Regions from separate parts of the Homo sapiens genome. Here region 2 is linked to region 1. The links are chromatin loops, found by intact Hi-C in ENCODE. Cell type or tissue: B cell. All regions are shown on one strand.

Region 1 (4,000 bases):
ACACCATATCCAGAAATAACAACTGTCTCAATGGCATAAATAGGAAATTTGGGGTTCCTCATGTATTACAAAGAAGCCAATAAAACTTAGAATAAATTCCAACTATACAAATAGGCTTCAATAAGATTAACAAAATCTGAGGATGACAGGCAAGTCAACAAGTTAAATAAATTATACTATTTATACCCAGATAAAATAAAACAATGACTTCTAACTTTTATGGTGCATTTCCCACCTAATCAGAGTAAACATCAGACTTCAAATTCCATTTATCATTTTATCTGAAAGAATTTACTGAGTAAAATCCTTAGTTGCAGGGCTTTACACTTGCAATCCATCAGGTTGCAATATTAAAGTTACTACAGCTTCTTCCCCAGTGTAAGCATTCTGTATGTGTTTTATTTACATTGTCACTTTTTATTTCCTCCTCAACTTCGTATGTCTAAGAATGAAACTGGATTGCTATTATGCAACAGTATTTTAACTTTGCAACATACATACTGGCTTATCTCTCCTTTGAACTCCTGTTCCTGAAAAATAAACATATGTATCCAGAAAAACTACCTTGAGGCGTGTGGGGAAGAGTGCAGACATGTAGAAACAAACACTAAAATACAGTCGTGTGGAAAGGTAAGGATGTATCTGTCCTCGTTGACAACAATCCCCGTGGTTTATTAACAGCCACAGGCAGCCAACTTAGTGCCGTAAGTCGGTAACCCAGTGGGCATCGGGGCTTTAAGGTCTCTTAAAACTTAATGTGATTCAAAAATACCCAAGGCAACCACGCCGAAAAACCAGGAGAAAGGGCTCCAGTTAGAGCCTCCTTGGCAACCCAAACCGAACCGAATGACTCAGGTGGACGATTAGAATAAACCGTGCGCCGTTCTCTTTCACTAGGTCTATAAAGCCCAGAAATTATGTTTGGTCCAGAAAACCAGGAGTTATGAGCACCTTCCTTTTCCACCTTTTAATATTCTACATATCTAGCAACGGTTCTTAATCCATGGTCTTCATTCATTTATTGCCTAAACAAGATCTTGGGTGTCTCTTGGTGATCACTTCTTCCAAGCTGACCTAATATGACAGCAAAGTGAAAAGCCTCTTCGTGGGAAGGGTCGCGACCGCGCGGTAAGTCATCCAAAAGTGGAAGCATCTTGCTTTTACTGACTTATGTATACGAGGGTGGCGATGGTGGCGGCCTGACAGGGACGAGGCCGGAGGGGAAGGGGCGCGCGGGCTGCTGGGCAGCCGCGGTGGGGGTGACGGGGGCAGCCACGCTCCCCAGCGCGAGCCGCCGGACCCGGGACCCGACGAGCCCCTCCCGGCATTGCACCCTGACCCCTCTCCTCCTTCCAGGCCTTTCATCTGCCCTCCCGCTGGGCAGCCCGCGGTCCCCGGACCTCAAGCCGCCCGCCTCCTTCCGCAACCCCGTCGCGCCGCCCCGCGAAGCCCTCGGCCGGGCGGGGACCCCGACCCGACCCCTCCGGCCGCGCCCCTCCCCCTCGCAGAACGCACCTGCGGCCCCGCCCCCGGCCGAACGCTGAGGCGGCGGCTGGCTGGCAAGGCCGGGCGGCTCGGCCCTCGAGGCACAGTCACCTTCCCTTCCCCCGCCATTCCGCCCACCCCCCTCACTCAGCCACAGAGCAGCCGCCGCGCTCCTCAGCCGCCCCGAAATCTAAAGGGGTCCGTCTCCGGCACCACTACCAAATGGCCGAGCCTCCCTGGCCGGCTGCGCAGCCCGCCCATTGGTCCCTTCCCCCCCCCGCCGCCACTGCCATTGGCTGTTGCCCGGAGACCCTCGGCGGCGATTGGCTCGGGCCGCTGCCGCTCGTCCATGGGGCCGCAGATCCCGCCTCCACGGCGATCAGGTTAGTGTGCGCCGCGGGTGCTGGGGGCTCGAGAACCGAGCGGAGCTGGTTGAGCCTTCAAAGTCCTAAAACGCGCGGCCGTGGGTTCGGGGTTTATTGATTGAATTCCGCCGGCGCGGGAGCCTCTGCAGAGAGAGAGCGCGAGAGATGGAGATGGGCAGACGGATTCATTTAGAGCTGCGGAACAGGACGCCCTCTGATGTGAGCATTTGCCAAAAATATCTCTGTCGGTCCATTCTCCTACTTTGTGTGTGTGTGTGTGTGTGCGCGCTGGGGGGAGGCACTTTTTTTGGGGGGGGGCGCCCGGGAGGTGCGGGTTTGGGGGTCGGACTGCAAGCGAATTGGCAAGGCTGGGGGGTTGCAATGCCATCCGAGCATGTTCCGGCTGCCGCCGCCGCTGCCCTTGGTGTGTGACTACCTGTGCGTGTGCTCCCGCGTGTGCGAGTGTGGGTGCGAGAGTGTGCGTGCGAGTGTGCACCCATCGGGGGCCGGCGGGCGCACGCGTTTGGGTCGGAGAGAATGAGGCGAAATCACCCTCGGAGATCGCTGCTCCCGTGACTCCGTCTGGGGGGAAGATTAACGAGGGAGGAGGAGGAGAGGGGCTGCCTCCTGGATTTAACAACAAAAAAAGGGGGTTTTACATTTTATAAATGTATCCCCCCTTCCGCCCCCCTCCCGCGCCTCCCCCCTCCCTTTCTCTCGCTCGCTCGCTCGCACACACAATAAGTTTGGGGCTTCGCGAGTCCGGTTTAGTTTCTGATAAATGTGGGCCGAGGCCCCCGGGGAGAGCGCGTGGGGAGGGGGCTGCAGCGGAGTTGGGAATGGCTGGAGTTTAAAGTGCGTCTTCATTTCTTTGCAGTGATGAGGCGAGAGACGGGGGAGCCATATTTGTAACTTTGTAGTGTTCGTGAACGCGCCCTTTCTCTCCCTCCCTCCCTTTCTCTGCCTCCCTTCCTCTCCTCCTCTTTCTCCCTCACTCTTTCCACCCCACCTTCGGGCCAGATGCTGATGTTTCTTCCTTTCCTTCCGAAGGGAGGATAAATTAGAAGGAGGGGGAGGGATTTTCGAACGTGCTAAGGCACAGATAATCCCCGCGTCTCCCTGCCTCCAGCGATCGCTGGTGCAAGTTGCCCAAAGGCTACGTCCCGGTGCCCCCTCGCCCCAGCTCCTTCCGGCTTCCCCAAGATGCCAGCCTTTGGGCCCTGGTGCCCCCCAGCTCGAACCCCCGGCCCGTCTTTCTCAGTGCTGGGCTTGTCGGCAGCCATTCGGCGCCTGCTTAATAAATGGGCACGGGAAACTTTGTCAGGACGCGAGCTGCCCGGAGCTGGCGCCCGTGGTGGGTACTGGCTGGGTCCACGTTTATGCGGGCATGGCAAACACGCAGCTCTAGGATGGGAGTTTGCCCGCTAGCCGCCGTTATTGATTGGGCAGCGGCGGGAGCACGGCCGGAGGAAACTTACACGGGTGGGAATCGCGAGGCTCGAGCGAAAGCTTACCCCTGAGGAGGGGGAAGGTGAGGGTGGGTGACTCGAACGCTGGTTTTTATTTCTGCCTCCCTCTCGCTTTCAAACCTGAGTGTTTTCGGCGAGTTGGCGGCTCTGGGGCGGAGACCCTGGCCAGCTCCCCTCTTGGCCCCTTGGGGGGACCGGGGACGCGCTGGCGGGAGGACGCCCCCAGTCTCGGTGGCCCGAGCTCCATGGAGTTGGGAGTTTGGGCAGCACCGTGCGCTGGCCTGTCGCCCCTCTAGCCCGTTAAACCCGAATCCCGGCGAAGGCAGGCCTCGCTTCCTCTTTTCCCTAGTTCCTCCCCCAAACCTGAGTGAGACTTTTGAAAACAAGATCCTTTTTGTCTACCCCCTCCCCGCCTTAACGCAGCTGTGGACTGGAGACGTGCGAGTGCCTTATGGCGCGCAGGGCGGGGAGGGGGCGGCCGCGGGAGAGGAGGGGGCGCCGCCGGTGGAGGCCGGAGTTTCCGCGCACTATTTGCGGGCGGTTTGCCTCTCTCCGGCCGCTTTCGTCCCGGCCGGGACCCGGCGCCTAGCGTTTGGGGGCTGGGTGTGGTGATGGGGGAGGGGGCCGGGGCCGCGGTCTTCCCGCGTACTTTCCGGAAGCCCCCTGCGCGGAGGGGGAAGG
Region 2 (4,000 bases), 590 kb after region 1:
ACCACCAAGATGCATAATACCAAAGGACCTTCTCAGCTGAAAGATTTCTTGATGCTGGCCACTGAAATTGCAGCTCAGAGAGCTGAGACTAGACTCCCTTCTGATGTGCAGGGCCCATGTTCTCAGATAATCACAAACAAGATCCTGCAAATGTGTACCCCTCAGCTTTACTCTATCCTCCTCCCCCAAATTTCCATGCAATTTAAAGAGCTAATGAAGATGGTGTTTTTAAAGTGTCCTGGTGGGATGGGAAAGAGAGGGGGCTGATAATCCCACCGGACAGGGAGAATTCTCATCTTGTTCATTCAGAAAGGCCCAGCCCCCTGCCAGGTTGGACTCCCCTCCCCTCAAGGGGTAGCAGCGGACTCCAGAAAAAAGGCAGATGTGTTTGTATTTAAGAGATTGGAGGATTAAATGAGCTAGAGAGGCTCCCTCCACACGGCCTCATCCTCTGATGGCTGGAAGCCCACCTCTGAGTGTTATTAAATCGATGATGACATCATGGGCACTGCATGCCCCTCCCTCTGGAGCCCAGCAGGCTTGCAAAGCCTGCAGAGGATAAGAAATTGGGGTCAGAGCGGGAAGCCTCAATCCTTCTTCTCTGGTGTATACCGAGATCGATGTGTAGATCAGATTCACCAGAATTAAATCTGGGGCCCCGTCTGAGTGCTGTCCTTGGCTGACCCTTGGGCACAGTACTTCAGCTCAGGGCCTAGGTTTTTCTCTGCTACAAAACAGAGACAATCACCTGTTCTCCTTACGACCTGGTGTGTGTGGATCAAATGAAACAAGGAAAGCTTTAAAGCAAATGTGTTCTTCAGGGGACCAGGGGCGGAGGGGGGGGATTGAGGTGTGGCCTGTGGGCTGCTAGAGCCCAGGATGGGGCTGATGGAAAATGACTCCCAGGCAGGCAGTCCTAGCCTCCCACAGCCAAGAAAGGACATGCAGGTTCTGACCAAAGGGGAAAGAAATAAATCCAATAAACATCTCCCAAGAAGAAAGACAGGAAAGAAAATAGAATGGAAATAGGCATAGCTCAGACCCCTCATGGTCTGGGAAGCAGACCAAGGATACTGGGCAGGGGAATGGCACATTGCATTTGCATCTGAGGCACATCCCTTCCAAGAGGCACATCCCTTCTGCAGCGGCTTGAGGGCTGGGTGAGAGGAGACAGGACTGGAGACCTGCACATGTCGTGTGCGCCTGGTGTAGCACGGGGGTGGTGGGGAGAATGGGAGTTGGTTGCAGTTGTTCTAGTTAGCGGCCTGGGCTGCTGACAGTGACCGTGGGGAGGAGAGAGTTTGTGACATTGACAGTGGTGTGGAAGGTAACCTTTCTGTGGAGGGAAACCTCAGGTCTCGAGACGGGCTATTGTAAATAACTTAGTCCACCAGTGCTGGGCTCTCTGCTAAGAGTTTCATATAGTCATCACAACTCCAATGTAGTAGATGCAATAGGCATCTTCTTGTTACAGATGAGTAAACTGAAGCTGTGAGGGGTTGAGCCATTTGCCCGCATCACAGCTAGTTCAAAGTGGTACCACTAATGAAGTCCTGGCAATCTGCCCTGCAGGCTGTTCTCAGGTTTGACCTTTGGTTCTGTTTTTCACTTGAGGATGCTGTCCCCTTAGGTTCTGTCTGTCTTGTATGCTCCGGTGACTCACGAGCCTGTCCACTGGGTTCCCAGGTCTCGCCTCAGCTTCAGACCACCGGTCCAACAGCCTTCCTGACCCACCTCAAGCTTAATGCGTTCAAAGATGAATCTTTATTTACACGAAATCTGCTCTAGCCCACTTCCCGGGGGGTGCCTCCACTATCCACCCAGGGGCAGAATCCGGCCACTGCCTGAACTCTTCTCCCCTCACCCCCCACATCCAGAGTCCCAGTCACCATACCTCTCACACGACTCTAGATGTCACCAACTCGCTCCTTCCCACTGTCACCGCCAGCCCCTCACTAGAACATCTGCAACCCACGTGCTGCACCACGCGGGTGCTACACGTGCAGGTCTCCAGTCCTGCCTCCTCTCCTCCACCCGTAAGAACAAGGGAAATCCCACAGAACCCTCTGCCCCGGGGAGCATTTAAATCAGCTTAGTCTATCTCCAGGTCGCTACCCCGCCCCAGCCCAACACCCAGGCCTCAGTCACCCTAGACAGAGATTCCCGTACCCAGGCAGGCAAGGGACCCTAACACATCCCAGCCCGCTGGTGGTCACGCGCGCAGCCCGGACAGGCCAGCAGCCCCCGCCCCGCGAGGACGCCACACTCGCAGCGCCCGGCCCTCCCCTAGCGGAGCCCGCCCCGTCTCCCTCCGCCCCGCCTCCCTCCGCTCCGCTCCGCTCCGCTCCGCCCCGCCCCGGGTCCGCAGCCCCGCCTGTTCCTCCCGAGGGCCGCGCGCTCTCGCCGGCCCGCCCCGAACCGCCCCGCGCTGGGAATTTGCGGCGGCCTCCGCCGGGGCAGCCGAGCTGAACCGGTCTCTTCCTCGGAAAGGCAGGGCCGAGGGGCCTGCGGGGCAGCCATGGAGGCGACGCGGAGGCGGCAGCACCTGGGAGCGACGGGCGGCCCAGGCGCGCAGCTGGGCGCCTCCTTCCTGCAGGCCAGGTGGGCGCGCGCCGGGGTGAGAGGGCGGGCTAGGCGCCTGTGCGCTGGGGCCTCGGGACCCGCCACGTGACGCTCCTAGGGCTGCCGGGCGGGAACCTCGTGTGCGGCGCTGGCCGGGGCGGAGCGGAGCGCGGGGGGCTTGGAGGCGCGCTACCGTGGCGGCGGTGCCCCCGCGTTTCCTTCTCTGTCTGGGGAGCCTGGGGCCCAGCGGGGCTCGGCCTCCCCGCTTCGCCGTTGCTCGGGTGGGAGGAGCGCCCGCCCGAAGTTTGGGGTTTTCCTCCCTTCCCGCGTTCCAGCGACCCGGGCTGGCGCCGGGACAGCCGCTGCGCTGGGAGAGCTCCCCAGGGCGGTGGGTACACACACCTCGTCACTCGGACCCCCAACTTATCCGCAAGTTCCGGGCGCCACCTCCGCGTTCTCGGGGTCCCTCCAGCCCTGAGTAGGACTTGATTCTGTCATTTATCAGGAGGCTGTCTGCTTGACCTGGGGCACCCAAGAATGTGCGAATGTAATGGAAGAGACAGCGGGGAAGGGCGGAAGCTGCCGTCCAGAGAATGAATGAGGAGCCCTTCTCAGTTTTTGGTTTATCTCGTTGGGCGAGCAGAGCTCCATTCTACCTTCGTCCCGTTTTACTGACCAGAAACATTCACTGCATTCAGCAGGCATTCTTTAAGCGCCTGTGGTATGCCCAGCGCTGTGCCAGGCAGTAAGGGGGTAGGCAGGGTGAAGGTGGGAGAGGCTTACGGTCCTGTAGGGATCAGGAGAGACAGAGCCCAAGTGGGAGTGAGCGGTCATCTTGGAGGGCTTCATGGAGGAAGTGGCACTTGAGCTGAGTCTCAGAGGACTTGGTAGGGGACCCAGGGAAGACAGGCTGTTCCATCCAGGGAAACAGTGGGGAAGGGCAAGGAGTTTAGTGGTGCTGGAGCTTTCCGGCTGTAAAAGAAAGTGACAGGAGGATGCAGACTGATTGTGAAGGGCCTTTAATTGCAGCAAGTCTAGGACTCGAGTTGAGGACCTAGATTGCAAAACTTAGGGGTAGGCGCACTGCCGTGACCGTGAGTGCCGCCTCAAATGTTGGGCCTTGGAGGCCTTGCTTGTCTCACCCTAGTTCCTGTCCTAGGTGACAGGTTAAGGACACAGTCTTTATCCCATAGGCACTGGGGAGTCGTGAGAAGTTTCTGAGCACTAGCATGCGCAAAGTCCTTGTTAGGAAGTTTTTGGTACGACCTGGATGAAGGGAGAAGTCTGAGCGCTTGGGCTGAGGTGAGGGATGGCTCGTTTCTGCTGCTGCGGACATGCGGGCTGAGCAGCTGCGGACTGTGTCCGTTTTCACTTAGAAACAATGTACTGGCCATAGACCGCATACTGTAGCTCACCTGTCTCCCTCGGCCTGTGAGTT

Evidence for each region. Hi-C counts contacts between places; a loop is a spot of excess contacts. Peaks named below come from ENCODE experiments on the same cell type or tissue, not always from the same donor. Only the 100,000 strongest peaks of a DNase experiment are listed, where the experiment ranks them.
Region 2: it touches region 1 in a loop (9-fold over the local background); 2 of 110 quality-filtered maps call a loop at or near these places.

The regions. Positions count from the first base shown.
Region 1 is chr15:68,818,767-68,822,766 of GRCh38, reverse strand. ANP32A (acidic nuclear phosphoprotein 32 family member A) reads left to right here and starts at 1,872. Exons shown (of 7, transcript NM_006305.4): 1 at 1,872-2,069. The coding sequence starts at 2,016. RefSeq lists silencers at 1,331-1,390, 1,461-1,620, 1,671-1,920, 3,421-3,530, 3,791-4,000 and enhancers at 2,592-3,173, 3,174-3,755. In B cell, no CTCF peak of the experiment used is centred here; DNase peaks (open chromatin) are centred at 1,836, 2,366, 2,846, 3,636 and 1 weaker place; H3K4me3 peaks cover 3,602 bases; H3K27ac peaks cover 3,413 bases.
Region 2 is chr15:68,228,103-68,232,102 of GRCh38, reverse strand. It overlaps CLN6 (CLN6 transmembrane ER protein), which reads left to right and starts at 2,375. Exons shown (of 7, transcript NM_017882.3): 1 at 2,375-2,601. The coding sequence starts at 2,519. RefSeq lists enhancers at 1,631-1,680, 2,911-2,990, 3,021-3,090 and silencers at 2,332-2,511, 2,281-2,870. In B cell, a CTCF peak has its summit at 1,921; DNase peaks (open chromatin) are centred at 2,042, 2,352, 2,452 and 3,672; H3K4me3 peaks cover 2,118 bases; H3K27ac peaks cover 1,980 bases.